2 separate regions of the Homo sapiens genome follow, and region 1 is linked to region 2. Evidence: chromatin loops called from intact Hi-C (ENCODE). Cell type or tissue: endothelial cell of umbilical vein. All regions are shown on one strand. Each heading gives the region's core, and the rest is flanking DNA. Links, peaks and the distances in the headings are about the cores only.

Region 1 (8,342 bases), core at 78-8,077, 760 kb after region 2:
GGATATATACATCTACTATGTACACCAAAAAATTAAGAATAATTTTTAAAAATAACAAATAAAAATGTGAATAGCTAAAAAGAAAATAAAAGGCATTAAAGCCATTATCTTTTGCTCCACGGAGCTGAGATAGAACTGATAGATACAATTATGAGGTCAAATTTGCCATAACATAAAAATAAAACTTAAACAATTTACTCAATGCATTCTTTAAATAAATATGTATTAAACAACTATTACATGTTAATTATTCTTCTTGAAGTGGGGATATAACACTAAACAAGATGGAAAATTTCCCTCCGTATAGATTTTGTAAAGCAAGTTTATTTCAGAGACTACTAAGTTTTTTAAAGAGAATGAACAGACTTCTATAATAAAGTATATTGATGGAGAGGGCAGAAAAGTCATTCTAGAAATGAAAACTTCTAAAACTAGTAAGAATCACCTAATCAGATAGTGAGCACTTTGCCACCATAAACATTCATACTGTGTAGTATCATTGACTTTAATTGAGAACATCTATCTGCTCAGTGTTATCCTAAGTGCTTCACAATTCACTTAATCTTCAAAAACAAGATAAAACAATACAAATTTAAGAAAAACTATCTTGTGGATACAACTATGGTTCTGATTTTACACATGAAAAAATAAAAGAGTAGAAAAGTTAATGAACTCATCCAATGTTACAAACTGGGAAGCAACTGAGCCAAACTGAACTCATATGGTCAGATTCCAGAACAAGTGCTCTTCATCATGACACTCAGAGGCCACTAGGTTTGTTGACCATAAGCATGGATGCTGTTCATTCATTTAACATTCAACATTCCTATCCAGTGCCTGCTTTATGTCGTCTGCGGAGCACGACACTGGAAACAGAGCCCTGAACAAAACCGCCGTTAAGTCCCAGCTCTCACAAAGCTCACAGCATATGCTTTCAGGATGTCACTGGTTGGGTTCTCTGGGAAGACGACACTGAAGTAGAGTCATAAGGGAAAAGTTTCATAAAGGTATGAGACCTGTGTGAGGAAAAGGGTAAAAAACATACTATAAAACAAATGGAAAACATCAGATTAATTCTTGAGAGGCAGACTAGAACTCTTCAGAAAGAAGCAACTCTTGCCAATAAATGAGATTTTAATAAAACCTTAATGTACCTTATGTTGTATTTGATTTGCTAAACACTTGGATTTCTTAGAGACGCTGCACTTACTTTTATAGCCATATTGTTCTCCTTTCAGTAACGGTAAGGTCAAAAGAAACACTACTTCAGATTTTGGGAAAAAAAAAAGAAAGCCAATGTAAAAGATTCTCAGTTCAAACAGAACTTAGTGCAGGTTGGTGAGAAGAAATATCAACTCTTTCCAAATCAAAAGAGAAATACAATATTCCAAGTCACTTCAGGAAGGATCAGAATTTGTAAGTAATATTTGTGTAATGGAATTCATTTTATTGTGGTCTTGTTCTACCCAAATGCACAGGCTGGAAGTGGAATGAAAATTCTCTTTGAAACCACTACTGGTCAAGAACACTATCCTGTGTTTCCAGACCTTAGGAATTTCCTGGGAAGCTTAGAGGAAGGTACCCAGACAGCACAGGGGTACTAAACAAATCTCATGGCACAGGTAAGCAGTATTTCTGCTGGGAGGTCCTCACACATGGAGAGGCAAGTGGTAATGGTTTGTTCTGTCCGATGGTGCTGAGAACAGCCAACATGTACCCTTGACAGAGGTTATGTGCAGAAATGCCTATGTAAATAGCCACAATAGGACTACGAGCCTTATTCTGGCATCCATATGGCTGCCTGGCAGTTATGATTGATATGTGCTTTGCAGTCTCTTGATGATAATTCTGCTTCTGTCCTCATACCATGTCCCCTTCCCCAATGCTCCTTCTTCTTAGGCCCCTATGACTTCTTTCATGCTAAATTTCTATTCAGATCTACCTGCTCTACTCCAACTTTCTGCTCAGGAATTTCATCTAGTCTCCCCCAGGAGTAGGGCTAGTCTGAGACTTACCATAAAAGAAAGAGCTAAGATCATATAGTATAAACTTTCAGTTATTAGATGAATAAGTTCTGGGGATGTAATGGACAACATAGAGACTGTAGTTATTAATACTGTATTGTATACTTTATATTTGCTAAGAGAGTAGATCTTAAGTGTTTGTACCACAAAGAAAAAATGGTAACTATGTGAGGTGATGGATATGTTAATTAACTTGATTGTGGTCACCATTTTACCATGTATATATATCAAATTATCATGTTGTACATCTTAAATATATGTAAGTTTTACTTGTCAGTTATACCTCATTAAAGCTGGGTAGCGGGGAATAGAGCTAAACTAATGAGTTTGGCCCACTGTTCATCAGCATTTGGCTTTACCAAGAAGCATTTTGGATGTTACCTATCTGCATGTAGATAAGTTTCACTCAGATTGGTCTCCTATTCAAATGTCCCATGGGCTCATTCTTTTGCTAATAGGTGGTGGGGAAAGTAAGCAGTGTAAGTTATAACCTAAAAGAGCTACTTCACTATAAACTTTGTAAATGATGGAGACACAAACATAAATGTCTTATGCTTGTGTGGAATACAGCCATGCTAATATTGGGAAAGAGGTATTTTTCCCACTTCTCCATGAAGAAATGCAGCTCAATTTCAGTCATTGACTGAGGACCATAGTGAGATTGGTTGGGTGCCTCCAGGACTCTCACATATAAGGGGTACCTGTACTCAGTAGTGAGTGCCAGTTATACCCAGCATATCCAGGAACAGAGAACTGGAGCATATGGGGAGAGGAAAAAGACCTGAATAGAGGTAATGAGGCAGCTGACCAAATAGAATTTTGCAACAGAACAATGGTGGGGCCTTTTTTGGGAGACAGGCTGATGACAGGAGGTGAGGGCAAGGTGAAACACAGACTGCGGACAGGTGAATAGGAGAGATGAGCAAAAGATAATGTAATGAATCTTAAAATTGCAGATGTACTGAGACAATAACCAATAAACAGAACACAAGTAGACATTTAATCACAGGGTAAATCTGGCCAAAATGGCCATATCGAGGGGTGACACGGGATTAAGAAAATAATAAGTCTGAGTTTGATTGCTTGTGCTTGGCTACTGTTAAGATATATCTTATGCAGAATGAACTTGCCAAAAATAAGATGAAACAACATAAAATTTAGTTTTCTGGCATGTACTGCCAACAGGAAGAAATAGAAGTGCTTTTAGGATGCTATCCTGATAACTTATGTTCCTGCCTGAGCTTGAACAGTGAAAACACAAAGGCAACAGCTTTGCCCATGAATATGTACCTATTATAGAAGTGAAGCACAGGACATTGGAAGGCCAGGAGGCAACCTCGATTCTCCAGGAAATGTGCATTCACTGCAAAACAGCTATTACGGGATGTAGTATGTTCAAAGGGCAAGGATGTCTGCATGCGTCATAGGAAGCTGAGTGTTTGGGATTTAAATGTGGACTTTGACTTGAGGTCTGGTGATTCTACTTCCTGACTGTAAAAAGGGACAAGTTTCATCATTGTATCCATGAGATATGTGGTTAAAATTCCTCTTTATTGACCGTAAGCTTGTCATCTATTTGAAAGATTGCCTGGGCTCCTAAAGTTAAAAATATTACTCTTAGTACTTTTGATTTTTGTGGCTCTTGAAGAGGTAGTGAAAATCAGTGCTTAGAAGCCTCTTTTCATTAAAACAAATAAAAAATGGTAGAAGGAGAGAGGAAAGATTGCAACTACAAAAAAGAAAGAAGCTGTTAATCTAAACTTTCGTGATGGTTAACAGTGTTTTGCTTATGTATCACATATTTTGAGAGCACATGAGGATATTAGAAAATAGCAGAAGGCTATCTAGTAGCCAGTGAATTCTTGGAAAGCAGGAGGTGCAGAGATGATAGAATAAGCAACAAGAAGACAAGTAGAGAAGCGATCTCATCATGGGTACCAGGAAGATGGCTTCAGTGGTTTTAACAAGGAAAAACAACATGATGGGCATGGTGGCACATGCCTTTAGTTCCAGCTACTCAGGAGGCCAAGATGGGAGAATTGGATTGCTTGTGCCCAGGAGTTCAAGGCTGCAGTGAACTATGATTGCGTCACTGCACTCAAGCCCGGGCAACAGAGTGAGATCTTATCTCTTAAACAAACAAACAAATAAACAAATAATCCTACGCTGAAAAGCCTCTTTTCTTTTCTTGTACTCCCAAGTAAGTTAACTCACACAAAGCCAGGAACATCACAGCATGGTTGTAGAGTCGGGGAAAAACTTAGGGGAGGGTATACATCAACTTTCCATATCATCCTCTGTGTTAATCATAAAATGTGTGGTTTTTGTTGATACACGCTGATCTTCCTCTGTCCCTGTAGTACCTGATATATGTGTTGTATGAGAATGCTGCCTAATTTATGCGCTACACATACACTACTAAAACACCCAAAGCGAGATTATTTATAAAATATGCTCTCAACAACTTTCAAAGTCATACAATATGAGATAAAAGTTGCAAGCACTGTGCACTTTGGAAATTTGTAACGAGCTAATATTTTACCAAATTGCTAGGTAAAATAAACTTTATTCAATATGTACATATGTAACCAAATGTATCAGTGGGATTATACGGGATTAGTTCTCTGGGAAGCAGATTCTGAGAAGCAGTTTAGCTTGCAAGATGTTTATTAAGGAGTGTCCATGGAGTCCACATCTGCTGAAGGAAGGGGAAGGAAGCAGGAAGCAGCAGGGAGAAGTTGATGGGCAAAGTAATCTCAATAGCAGCCTCCACCAACCCTATGGGGAGCTCTGAAGCTATCAGGGCCCTTCATTGTTGTCCAGACTCGGGCCAGTTTGGCCAGGCCTTCTATATGGAGTGGTCATTTTATCCAGGCAACCCTCTGGAGGGTGTGTGGTTGGTTATGGCCGCTCTGTAGCTGGGGCAATCTCTGAAGGGGCTGAGCACTAAAATTCTGCAAGTAGCATCAGTCCTAGGCTGTCAGGCAGAACAAGGCACGGGTGCTTCATCTTGAGGGAGTGGAACTCTGCGTTTTTCAAATCAAGCCTGTAATAAAAATGATCCCTTAGACCATATAGTGCTATATATATCTATATCTATATAATCTCATATGATGCTGCCAAGTAGGTACAATAGGTAGAATTCTCCAATTGTATAGATGAGGGAAAAAAACACATGTGACTGAGGTTACATAGCAAATAAATGACAGAGCCAGAACTAGACCTTGTATTTTTTAACCTACAGTCTAATCTTGTGTTTTGTATGCTTGTTTGTTTTCCTGCTCCAGACTTGTCAACAATAATTATGGCTGTTATTTTCCGAGCACTTTACGTGTCAGGCACAATGCCGAGTTTTTCAGATACTCCCTGTCCTGTAATCAATTTTTTGTCTTTGCTGCCCCCTCTGTCAGAAAGAAAAAAAAAAACTCATTGTATTTAATAAGCAAGGAAACTGAAGCTTGGGTAGAAGAAACACAGCACCTTGCTGATGGTCACATAGCTACCAAGAGGTAGAGCCTGGACCCACAGTCATGTCTGCCTGGCTTCAGCTTTTCCTAACCCCTCACTTGGGCAGCTTGTATATCTCTGGCAGCTGCCATCTCAGAAGTTTCTTCCTCAAGAGGTTTTGTTTCCTTGAAACAAAAAGCAGTTTGACTTAGAAATATCAAGACAGTGCAATGAAAGATCTTGCACTATTGCCCTTTTAGGGTCTATGATATCTATGATTGGAATGTGATATTATTTTGTGTAACCTATACATGCTGAGTTTAAATCTCATGCCAGTCATTTTGGAGCTGAGCTCTCTATAAGGCAGTTTTTCTCAATTTCTACCCTACTAAACATACTCAGTAACTGTGGATAGGGTTCTATGCATATCTACCTTCGGTCTTCCTCTTGTTTCACATGTTCAGAAGAATTTTTCTCCTGAACATTGACAAATATTATTTTAAAACTTTCACACAATTCAGGATGCTCAAATATATTTCTCATTGTATTTGAGCATCTTAGAAACTAAGATACTCTTGAAAAACATTAATTCCATCTTCCACTACAAGCGCTTATTCCGCCCCTTGTTTCTTTTTCCTTCCTACCTTCTTTCCTCCCTCCCACCATTCCTTTCTTCATTCCTGCCTTCCATTCTTCCATGTAATAATAATTCAGTGTGGCTGCTAATCATGAATGTGACCTTTGAGAACTCACTGTTTAGCTGAGGCAAGAGCCCATATAGGTGTTAAACAACTAACATATAAGAGTAACAATGTGTCACAGAACATACATAATGTATATTTTAATGTCAACTCACAGAGATCATAAAGAACAATTTCCTAAGAAACACCTGAACTGACTCCAGTAGAACCAAAATACATAAAGAAGGAAGGGGAGAGGAGAAAATTTTGTAAATTTCAAAGAGAAATCAATAGATTAATATTAATTCAGTCTCACCTCCCAGCAAATCATTCTACTCTGTTGCTAAGCAGTAAGTATAGACCATATGCACTTCTCCAGTTTAATATGTAGTCTCAAACCTCTTTTTCTTTGCCTCTGCTGCCCCCTCTGCCTGGAATAGACTCCCAACCTCCCATGCAAACCTTCCTGACTATTTTTGAAGGTCAGCTCAAGGGTAAGTCTATACCATCCTCTGTGAAGCCTGGCTGCCTTCCTCTAGCCTCCCACAGTGTGTTGCACACAACTCCACTGTAACGGTCACCACTTTGCTGTGTAAATGCTTGTTCCTGCTCTCTCTGTGCCACACTGTGTTATCTGTTGTTTCAATCCCAGAACATCAACAGTGTGGAGCATTTAGTAAATACTCAAGATATGTTTCAGGATTAGATAATTCTATAAAAGCACGTGTCAGCTTGTTCTATATAATAATTTGGGTATTAGGATAGTGCCTCTAAGTGTTAAAGGCTCCATATAATTCAGACTGTTCTCAAAAATATTTACTCTGTGGTTCGACTCTGAGTAAAATAATGACAAAGAAAATGGCTGAGAATACAAGAACCCACACTATGGAAGGAACTACATGCAATGAAAATAGCTAACTGAAACATAAATATGCACAGAAAGAGATAAATGAGGCATTCATACAACAACAGTGTCTGAGTCTACCACAAGTGGGTTATGATTACGGCACGCTGTGGAGCAGCATGAATAAAAGATTAAGTGGTGCATATTTTAGGTAGGTGGATGGGTGAACATTGCAGAGAACTGGTTTTTTTAAAAAAGCAAGCATATTCAGATTAGGTATTCAGAAATACCTAATATAAATAATTCATTTTCCTCTGAGAGTGAAACCCCAAAAATGACAGTCACTAAAAGTATATTTACATGACACCTTAAACAAATTTTGTGTAATGTTTTTATAATAAAAAAATGAAGCAATCTCTAGATGGAGAAGGTATTTCACACAATGTGTACCACCAATATACAGAGACTGTGTAGAAGTGAGAGTGACCATAAAGGTTTCCCCACTTCATGGTAGGTCAAAGCCTAGCAGAGACTGTGTTTAGAATAAAATAGAGTATGCAATAGGTACTCATTATTCTCACTTATGCTGACTTCCCAAATCATCCCTGGTAGTAAAGTCTTCTGGCTACTTTCCAAGAAATTAGCAAAAGAAGGGAATAGAATCACTGGATGTTAGAGCTTGAAGATTGTGAGGTTCTTTGGCCACCCTTATTTTCAGATGAGGATATCTTTCACAGCCCAGAAAGGTAAAGAAATCTACCAGGTGGTCAAATATTTTAAAATGACAGAATTGGGGCTAAAATACAGGAGTCTCAATTCCCAGTCCAGCGCTCTTTCTTACACACTAAGCCATGCCAAAATCCACTCTAAAATAAAACCCTAAAGCTACTAGCCTTAACATTTATAAGGTGTTTCCGCAAGGACATAGGTTTTGCTCCATGTGTTTTTGCTCCATAGGTTTTGCCTCATGTGAGGTCTTTGTTTCCTTCTTGTTTAAAGAAAGAGTGACCTGGACAACAGTCTCATAGTGACATCTGGTGACTAAGTCAGGGTAATACAAAACATAAGAAGAAGAAAAATAAAGTATCAATGTGCTTTTGTTTGTTAAGATTTAGGTAGGACAATTAAATCCAAAACTTAGAGGACACATTGTAATTCCTTAAGATTGTGTTTCATGGTTCCCTTCTTCTTTAATATATCTACAAACAAGGTGATGTTTTATATTAATTCTCTTTTTGTAATAACAGTGAATTATTGCCAATCTTGTGGCATCTGAGTCTACATAAGCTATTCAACAAAGATTTATGAGAACCTACTATGTGACAGAAGCAGTTGTAGCTCCTCGGG
Region 2 (8,342 bases), core at 102-8,101:
ATTTAAGACAATCCTTTATCCCTAGAAAAATGTACATTTTCATGCCTTCTTATAGTCTTTTACTAAAAACATATTTTACTGTTTTACACACCTTGCATGTACGTCTATTTTTAGTAGTTTAAATTGCATGTTATAATGCTAACTTTTAGCAATTTTTAACTTTAATGTGAAACCTGGTAAGTTGCTTTGATTATGTAGTAGGCACAGATTAAGTTTGAATTTTTCCAGCATAGTTAAGGACATGGATAATTTTGTATGTCCCCAGGCCTTACAAAGTTGTAAAGCAGGAGTTTACATGGAAATATTTAGTAAACCTAGTATCTGACTTACATGATTTAGACCACTTATTTGCATTTTGATGACACCTGTATTTTACTAATAATCCTTAAGACTATTTTTATTCCTTAAAAGTTAAAGTCACTTGAGCTAAAAGGCATTACAGCTTTTATCTTTCCTTTAAAAAATATTTAATTTAAGTGCTTATTTTTCTTTAAGCCAATCAATTGGAGCTCTTTTTATAGACATTACAAGTAACACACATAATTACAGAGACAAACAGAAAAAGACTCAGTTGTTATAAGATTTATCTCTAATTGGAATATTGGTCTCTGGGTGAGGCCCTTTAAGAGTGGGGCTAGGAGAGCATGAAGTTTTTAAGGAAGACAAAAACAGATTTTTGAGAGAGATCTATCTGCCACTAATTCCTGGCATTCCATTAGGAAAAACAGAGATTTCTCCCAAAACGAGATTTGTGGTGTCTTTTCTGTTTTCCCAAGAAGTCTCACACTATCAGAAATTATCTTGGGGCCTCTCGTGTGTGCATTAAGTAATGCATGCATTAAGAGTATTAAGAGTGGCAAAACAAAATGGAGAAAAGGAATTTAGTTGACTCAGAAAAAACATTTTTCAGAAAAACAAGATCTAAGAACAGAAAAACATAAAGGCCTTTTAAATACACCAATAACTTGGATATCCACTTTTATTTAAGCTGAGAGCTCTTTAAGAAAATCCCTTTAAATCCCTTGTTACTCAACTTTAGCCATACTAAGCAGTTAAGATGTTCAGCTTTTGAACTTTACCAAAAGTTACCTCACAGGTGAAATCAAAAGCCTTAGTTAGGTTATGACTTAACCGTGAGTATACAAGATATTTTCAAAGGAGGGGTAAGCAGCTTATGAAACAGTTTTTTGCGAAATTGTGACTGAGACAGTGAAATAGATCCAACCCAACCAACTGTATGTTGCCTCCAGCCCCCAAGCTGTCCTTGCCCATCCCTAGGCATATGTGGAATCAACTCTGGGAAGAGCTTGGTTTACAGTTTATAGTTTAAAACAAAGTCAATAGTAGCCCTTTCTCAAAATAAACCTCCCTTTTTTGCCTAGGGACCAGACCAAGAAACTAGGCACAAGATTAGAAACCATGGCTTAGGAGTCATGCAGCTGGAGGATACAAGATTTTGACCCTTCTAAACTGCTCCCAAGATGAGTGCTTAAGATATTTTGCAAACCCTGCCATTGTTGGATCAGCTGGCATCACCAAGATTGATAAACTGGTTTATCTAATTTTGTGGCCCCCATCCGGGAACTAATTTAGCACGAGAAGACAACTTTGACTCCCTATGATTTTATTTCTAGCTCTACAAGTCAGCATTCCTGTCTCATTGGCTCCCCCCACTACCAAGCTGTCCCCAAAAACTCTGCTCCCCAAACTCTCAGGAAGACCCATCTGAGCAACAACAAAACTCCCATCTCCCACACAACTGACTCTACTACAATTCCCCTGTTTTGATAAATCAGCTCTGCCTGGGCAGCATGCAAGGTGAACTCATTGGGCAGTTACACTATTACAAAATCTAGAACACTTAAAGGCAACTTAGAGGAAGATTTAAGAAAGGCAGATAGAAGTTGTTCATGACGGGAGAAGAGAATCAGCAAATGGTAAAATTAAAGTATTCATTTCCCAAGCCAGAATTGAATCTGAGCCACTATTGTAAAATGGTGGAGACTAAAATGTAGTATTGCCACATGGTTACAGGTCATGTTCCCAAGCACATAAAACAAGATGCAGCAAAGTTTGTTACTGACCATTTTGTTGGGACTGGCTTGAACAGCAGGCTTATGGGGTCCCAGGACTGCATCCTAGCCTGAGATATGCTTTCTCTTGACAAAGCCGTACAGAAAGACACACAAAGCACACTGGATGGGCTACAGCTTAAGACCAACCTCATAAATCATTTTTCATGAATTAAAATTTTACAGAAAATATAAATAGTGAAACTTATTATTCCTGTTACTATTTTGTACAGGGAGAGAGAAGCCAAAATCCTGACTGGTGAAAAAAAAAAAAACTTTTACCCTTTTTCTGGACTGTCATGTTTCTGGGTTCCCTTCCCTTGAGCTCAACTCTCAGCCCAGCATTTTAACGTTTGGGGAAATTAACTTTTCCAAGTTTGGAGGAACATTATAAAAGAAGAGATAGGAGCCATTTTAAACCACGTAAAGAGGAAGGAAAAATACCACAGAAAAGTCTGGGGTTTGTGTGGTGGAACTGAAATAGCTGACGATGTAAATAGGGGGAACAGGCAGGGCTGGGGCATCTGGAAGTTGCATTTAAGGGTTTCCTGGGGGGTCTGTTTCTTTAGTTTTGAGGAATCATTCCCATTGGGCCCACCTGATATGACTGCTAAAAGAGCTGAGTTGATTGTGCCGTGCTTGCAAAGGTCTAGTAACAAGCCCATACCCTTGTGCAAAAGAAAATGAGCTGCTTTTTTTCCAGTCTCAAGGTCAAAGGAATCCCAATGCTTCAGAATGCACTTCAGAGGAGTACAGGTTGAAGATGGTTTGTTACCCATCTAGAAAGAGAAGCCAGAAAAAAGTCACCCCTGTAATCTCCTTCCTTTTGTTGTGACCCAAGGTGGAGGGGAAGACGGCAGGAGTTTACCCCCTACTCTTTTCCCTCTTGGTTCCTGGGACTCCAGCACATTATTAAACATATTGTCCATGGTTGCAGGCATGACCCCCAGCCATGGAAGTGGAGGAACGAAGCAATTGGGATTACTCACACTTACCCATGCGACTCTAGTCTTCTGTTTATGATTTCCCGTTGACTTTTTAGACTGACATGGCCTATGTGGCTCCCAGAAAGAGGGATCTTGAAAAAGACTATGTAATAGTTGCCTTTGGGCAAGGCCCCTTTAATGGAGGGGGTGCGTTAGATTGAACTGTATATCCTGTTATTATGGCCCATGCCAAAGCGTTTACTCTTGTCTCCTTACTATGTAAGTACCATTTTAATTGGAGACAGAGTAGGTGACTTAAAAGAATGTAGGGACCAAATGGTGGTTTTCCTGCTGATGGGACACTATCGAGACTAACTTTTTTTTCAGAGACATTTTCCTCATCACTGTTGAAGGCAGAGTTTTTCTCTTTCACAGAAAAGGCATAAAGCTTGGTCCCTAGTAGAAGGGCACAAAAAGGGAGGAAAATTGGGAAGCTAAAGTGTTTTGGCAAAGGGCCAACAATGTGCCTCATGGAGAGGATTCCTATTCCACTAGGTGGCGCTGTTGACCTTGAAATACCATGTGCTCTCCAGACCAAGCGCAGAGAATAAGCTCACTGTGGGGGGTGGGGGAAGATCCTCTGTTACTAGAAAATCACAAAAACAGCGTTCTCTTGAGTTATGTTCCCAGTTACTATGGCATTTGCTGACCTTTCCTAACAGGACTATTTCGCTGAACTGTAAAAATTTCCGGAGCATTGCATATATAGAGATGATAGGAGACATGACAATTGCCGGTAGGAAAGGAGGAAATTGTGATAGAAAAGCTGGAGATCCTATTGCCGACGGTTGGTTGGGCAGTTGAAGGCTGGAGTTGGTCCAGAAGCCCTCAGATAACACCAGGGTGTAGTCCTGGCCAGAAATTCTTAGTTGCTCCGGGACCTCTTTAAGCCCCATACGATGGCTGGGTGCTCCAGGAAGGGAAACTGGTTTGAAACATAGCCAATATGCCCAGCAACCTGAGGGTGCTGGGGGATTCTCCATGATCTCCCCAGCAAGCTTGTCCCCTGGTCTTGTAAGGCTGGCAGCCACTCTAACCATTTTTAAATGGCTGACAAGGGCCCAGTATTTGGTTTGATTTGATATTAAAATGGAGGCCAAGAGCCTCAAAATGCAAGGATAGAGTTATGGTCTACTCCTATACTCACCCTTCTGATGATTATACCTGCATCCCAGGTGGAGCCCCAAAATGAAGCAGCATTGTTTGTCTCAGGTAAATACCCTACATTCATTGTCTCACTCCAAGGAAACTGAGGGTGTGGACACACAATAAGTGAGTCTAAAAGCAGAGGTTTAATAGGTGAGAGAAAAGCTCTCTCTTCTGCAGAGACAGAGGGACTCCTGAGTGGGTCCTCCAGTTCTGTGGTGAAATGCATGGGGTTTTATAGATGAACTTGAGGAGGCAGTGTCTGATTTTCATAGGGCCCAAAAGATTGGTATGTGACGAAGCTGGCTGCCCACCCTAATCTTTTATTATACAAAAGGGTTCTCTACCTGGTCAGTGCCATGTTGCCTGCTTCTTTACTGCACATGTGGTTGACAAAAGGGAAGATGGAGCCTCCATGTTGACCATGCCTGGCCCCCAGGTAGCCTTTTCCTATTGGCACAGCTGCCAGCATTCACCCATGCAAACTTACAGCTTGCTTTTCTATGTCTGCATCTTGATTTTTCAGGCTCTTCTTTGTTAGAAAAGAAATGATTTGGGGGCTGCTTTTTATGAACACGGAAACCTTACCAAGGACTCTCTTACCCTCACTATATGCCTAAATAATTTCTTTCTAGTTCCTGTGTCAGTTCTTTCTTTCCTTCCTATTCTTCTTTAGTGAAAATAATTTTCTCTGGTGATATGATTAGTTTCTTGCTTTTTATTTTTTATGGACCCATTGTATGTTTTTTGGTCTGAGGTTACCATGAGGCTTTTACATACTATCTTATAACCCATTATTTTAAGCTGATAACAACTTAGCACTGTTTGTACAAATAAACAAGCAAAAAAAAAAAAAAAACAACTAATAAGAACTCCACATCATAACTTTGTCCCCCTGCTTTTTAACTTTTTGTTGTTTCTATTTATATCTTATTGTCTATGTCCTCAAAAGTTGTTGTGGTTATTATTTTTGATTGGTTCATTGTTTAGTTTTTCTACTTAGGATAAGAGTAGTTTACATACCACAGCTATAGTGTTAAAATATTCTGTGTTTTCTGTGTACTTTCTACGACCAGTGAGGTTTGTACCTTTAAGTGATTACTTATTGCTCATTAACATTCTTTTCTTTCTGATTGAAGTACTTACTCCCTTTAGAATTTCTTGTTGGACAAGTCTGCTCTTGATGAAATCCCTCAACTTTTGTTTGTCTGGAAAAGTTTTTATTTCTCCTTCATGCTTGAAGGATATTTTTGCTAGATATCCTATTCTAGGGTAAAAGGTTTTTTTTCCTTCAGCACTTTAAATATGTTATACCACTCTCTTCTGGCTTGTAAGGTTTCCATTGAAAAGTCTTCTGCAAGGCATATTGGAGCTCCATTGTATGTTATTTGATTCTTTTGTCTTGTTGCTTTTAGGGTCTTTATTCTTGAGCTTAGGGAGTTTGATTATCAAATGCCTTGAAGTGGTCTTTGGATTAAATTTCTGGGTGTTCTATAACCTTCTTATAGTTGAATATTGATATCTTTCTCTAGGTTTGGGAAGTTCTCTGTTATTATCCCTTTGAATAAACTTCCTATCTCTATCTCTCTACCTTCCCTTTAAGGTCAATAACTCTTAGATTTCCCTTTTGAGGCTATTTTCTAGATCCTGTATGTGTCCTTCATTGTTTTATATTTTTTTCTTTTGTTTCCTCTGACTGTATTGTTTTTTCAACAGTTTGTCCTCCAGCTCACTAATTCTTTCTTCTGCTTGATCAATTCTGCTATTAGAAGACTTTGGTGCATTCTTCAATATGCCAAATACATTTTTCAGCTCCAGAATTTTTGCTTCATTCTTTTAAAATTATTTCAATCTCTTTGTTAAATTTATTTGATAGCATTTTGAATTTCTTTTCTGTGTTACCTTGAATTTCTTTGAGTTTTCTCAAAACAGTAATTTTAAATTGTTTGCCCAAAGGGTCACATATCTTTATTTCTTCAGGATTGGTCCCTGATGCCTTATTTATTTCATTTGGTGGGATCTTGTTTTCCTAGATGGTAGTGTTGATGCAGGTAGAACAGTAGATGTTCATCTGTGCCTGGGCATTGAAGAGTTAGATATTTATTGTAGTCTTTATGTTCTGGGCTTGTTTGTACCTATCCTTCTTGGAAAGGATTTCCAGATATTTGAAAGGACTTGGATGTTGTAATGTAAGCTGAATCTGCTTTAGGAGGCATGACAAGCCTGGTAAAACTGAATAAAATTCCACCAGACAATAATTTGAATTCATATGAAGAAAGCAAAAGCTCTGGTAAATGAAACTACATAGATAAATATAGAAGATGGTATTTGCATATTTTGGCTTGTTACTTGTCTTCCTTTTATGTGATTTAAAAGACAACTGCATAAAGCAGACCTGTAGAGGTACCACCTTGATGGTCTTGGACAAGATCAGTGAGAATTCCCCAGATTATCAGGCAGAGACTCTTGTTCTCTTCCCTTACTTCTCTTAGATGGAGTCTTTCTCCCTCTGTTGTGGGCTACCTAATGATGGAGGTGAATGTGGCCACTACCACTGTGATTGCACTGGGTTAGACCTGAAACAAATATAGCACTGGGTCTTGCTCAAGGCCTGCCATGACCACTTCCTGGGTAAGTGTTCATTCAAGGCCCTGGGGATCTATAACAAGCAGGTAGCAAAGCCTGCCATACCTGTGTCCTTCTTTTCAGGGTGGCAAGTTCCCCAGGCCCTGGATGGGTCCAGAGGTGCCATCTGGGAGTCAGGTATTAGGGTCAAAAACCTTAGAAGACTACATGTTGTTCTATTATACTATGGCTGAGGCAGCACTTAAGCCACAAGATGCAGTTCTTCCTACTCTTCCCTCCCATTTCCAAAGGTAGAGGGGCCTCTATCAGGTTCTATGGGTGCGCACCTGATTTTTGGTTCTTATGAAGGTGTGTTTTCTCTGTAGATAGTTGTTAAATATGTGTCCTTGCAGGGAGTATGGCACAAGACAATCAGCGGAGCCTTCCCTTGCTCCTGTGGGTGTTTCTTTAACCTTAAATTGAGGCTAAGAATATATACTTTCAGAAATATAGTTGAAATTAAAGTTAATGTATTTCAAACACTGAAATTGGGCATGAATCCTAGCACATAGTGCTTAGTAGGTCAATGCCAGTTACAAAAGTGTAGTTAAAAACCTTTAAAATTCTCTCCTCCATTCTAGCAATGAGAATACTGGAAAGAATGATCAGAGTCAACATTTTCAGAATTCTGGAAATTAAGCAAATGCTTATATCAGTCCAAGGAGTACTTATGTAATAAAAATGGCTAACTCTCAATAACAAGGAGGGTTATTGGCATTTTAATTTACCCTGTTTTCATTTTCTCTGCACAGCTTCTCTGTAGTCTTGAAAAACAATGGCCTGCAATTACATTGATACCCAGCAGCTTGGCAACCACTGGGAAGGGCAGAATGAGATTGGAGCTTTTTCAAAGCTCCTTTCCCAGATGATTGTTACTATTTGACCTATGTGTTCATTCCCTGGAAGACCTAACTCACAAATCTATCTTTATTTGACTTGACTTGGAACATTTTTCCTGGAGAAATTTATCAAAAACAATCAGAGGCAATTCTTAAACATTGCAGCAGCTTTAGGCAGTGGATTAAATTAGGGAAAACAACAGGCTAACCAAAAGGCTTAAATACAAAGCTGAGGAATGAATATCAGGACTGTGCATATGCCCAGGACTCTGTACATGTTCAAGAAAGACCCAGGAAAGCATAAGCTGTCACCTCTGGCTTACCTTGTGACCCTGTGAAAGCAGGATATGAAGGCTAAGGTAAAGTTTTAAGCTATCTGGCTGAGTAGTGAAGGCATGCCCCAAGACACACATAGAACCCCTTAGCAAAGACTGTAAGACTTATTGGTTCTATAGATATCTCTGTATAATTATTAACTTATCCATAATCTTATTGAGCAGGGACTTCAGTGACTGCATATAAGAAAATAATATGTCTCATAAAATTAGTTTAAAAAATGCTAATCCCAAGAACAACCAAACAACAAACAGTAACAATTATAAACATTGGAGATGGAAAAAATTTGATTTCCAGGATTGCCACATTGTATTAGTCTATTTGGGCTGATTTAACAA

What was found. A loop is a pair of places that touch in the nucleus more often than their neighbours do. Peaks named below come from ENCODE experiments on the same cell type or tissue, not always from the same donor. Only the 100,000 strongest peaks of a DNase experiment are listed, where the experiment ranks them.
Region 1: a loop joins it to region 2, with 16 times the contacts of the local background. A loop is called at or near these places in 6 of 110 quality-filtered maps.

What each region holds. Positions count from the first base shown.
Region 1 is chr11:49,228,988-49,237,329 of GRCh38, reverse strand. No RefSeq gene overlaps it. Among named protein-coding and RNA genes, the nearest start is that of FOLH1, 25 kb to the right of the region's middle. In endothelial cell of umbilical vein, for the core only: no CTCF peak of the experiment used is centred there; a DNase peak (open chromatin) is centred at 3,429; H3K27ac peaks cover 1,595 bases.
Region 2 is chr11:49,990,980-49,999,321 of GRCh38, reverse strand. No RefSeq gene overlaps it. Among named protein-coding and RNA genes, the nearest start is that of OR4C12, 13 kb to the right of the region's middle. In endothelial cell of umbilical vein, for the core only: a CTCF peak has its summit at 3,542 (motif pointing right); no DNase peak of the experiment used is centred there.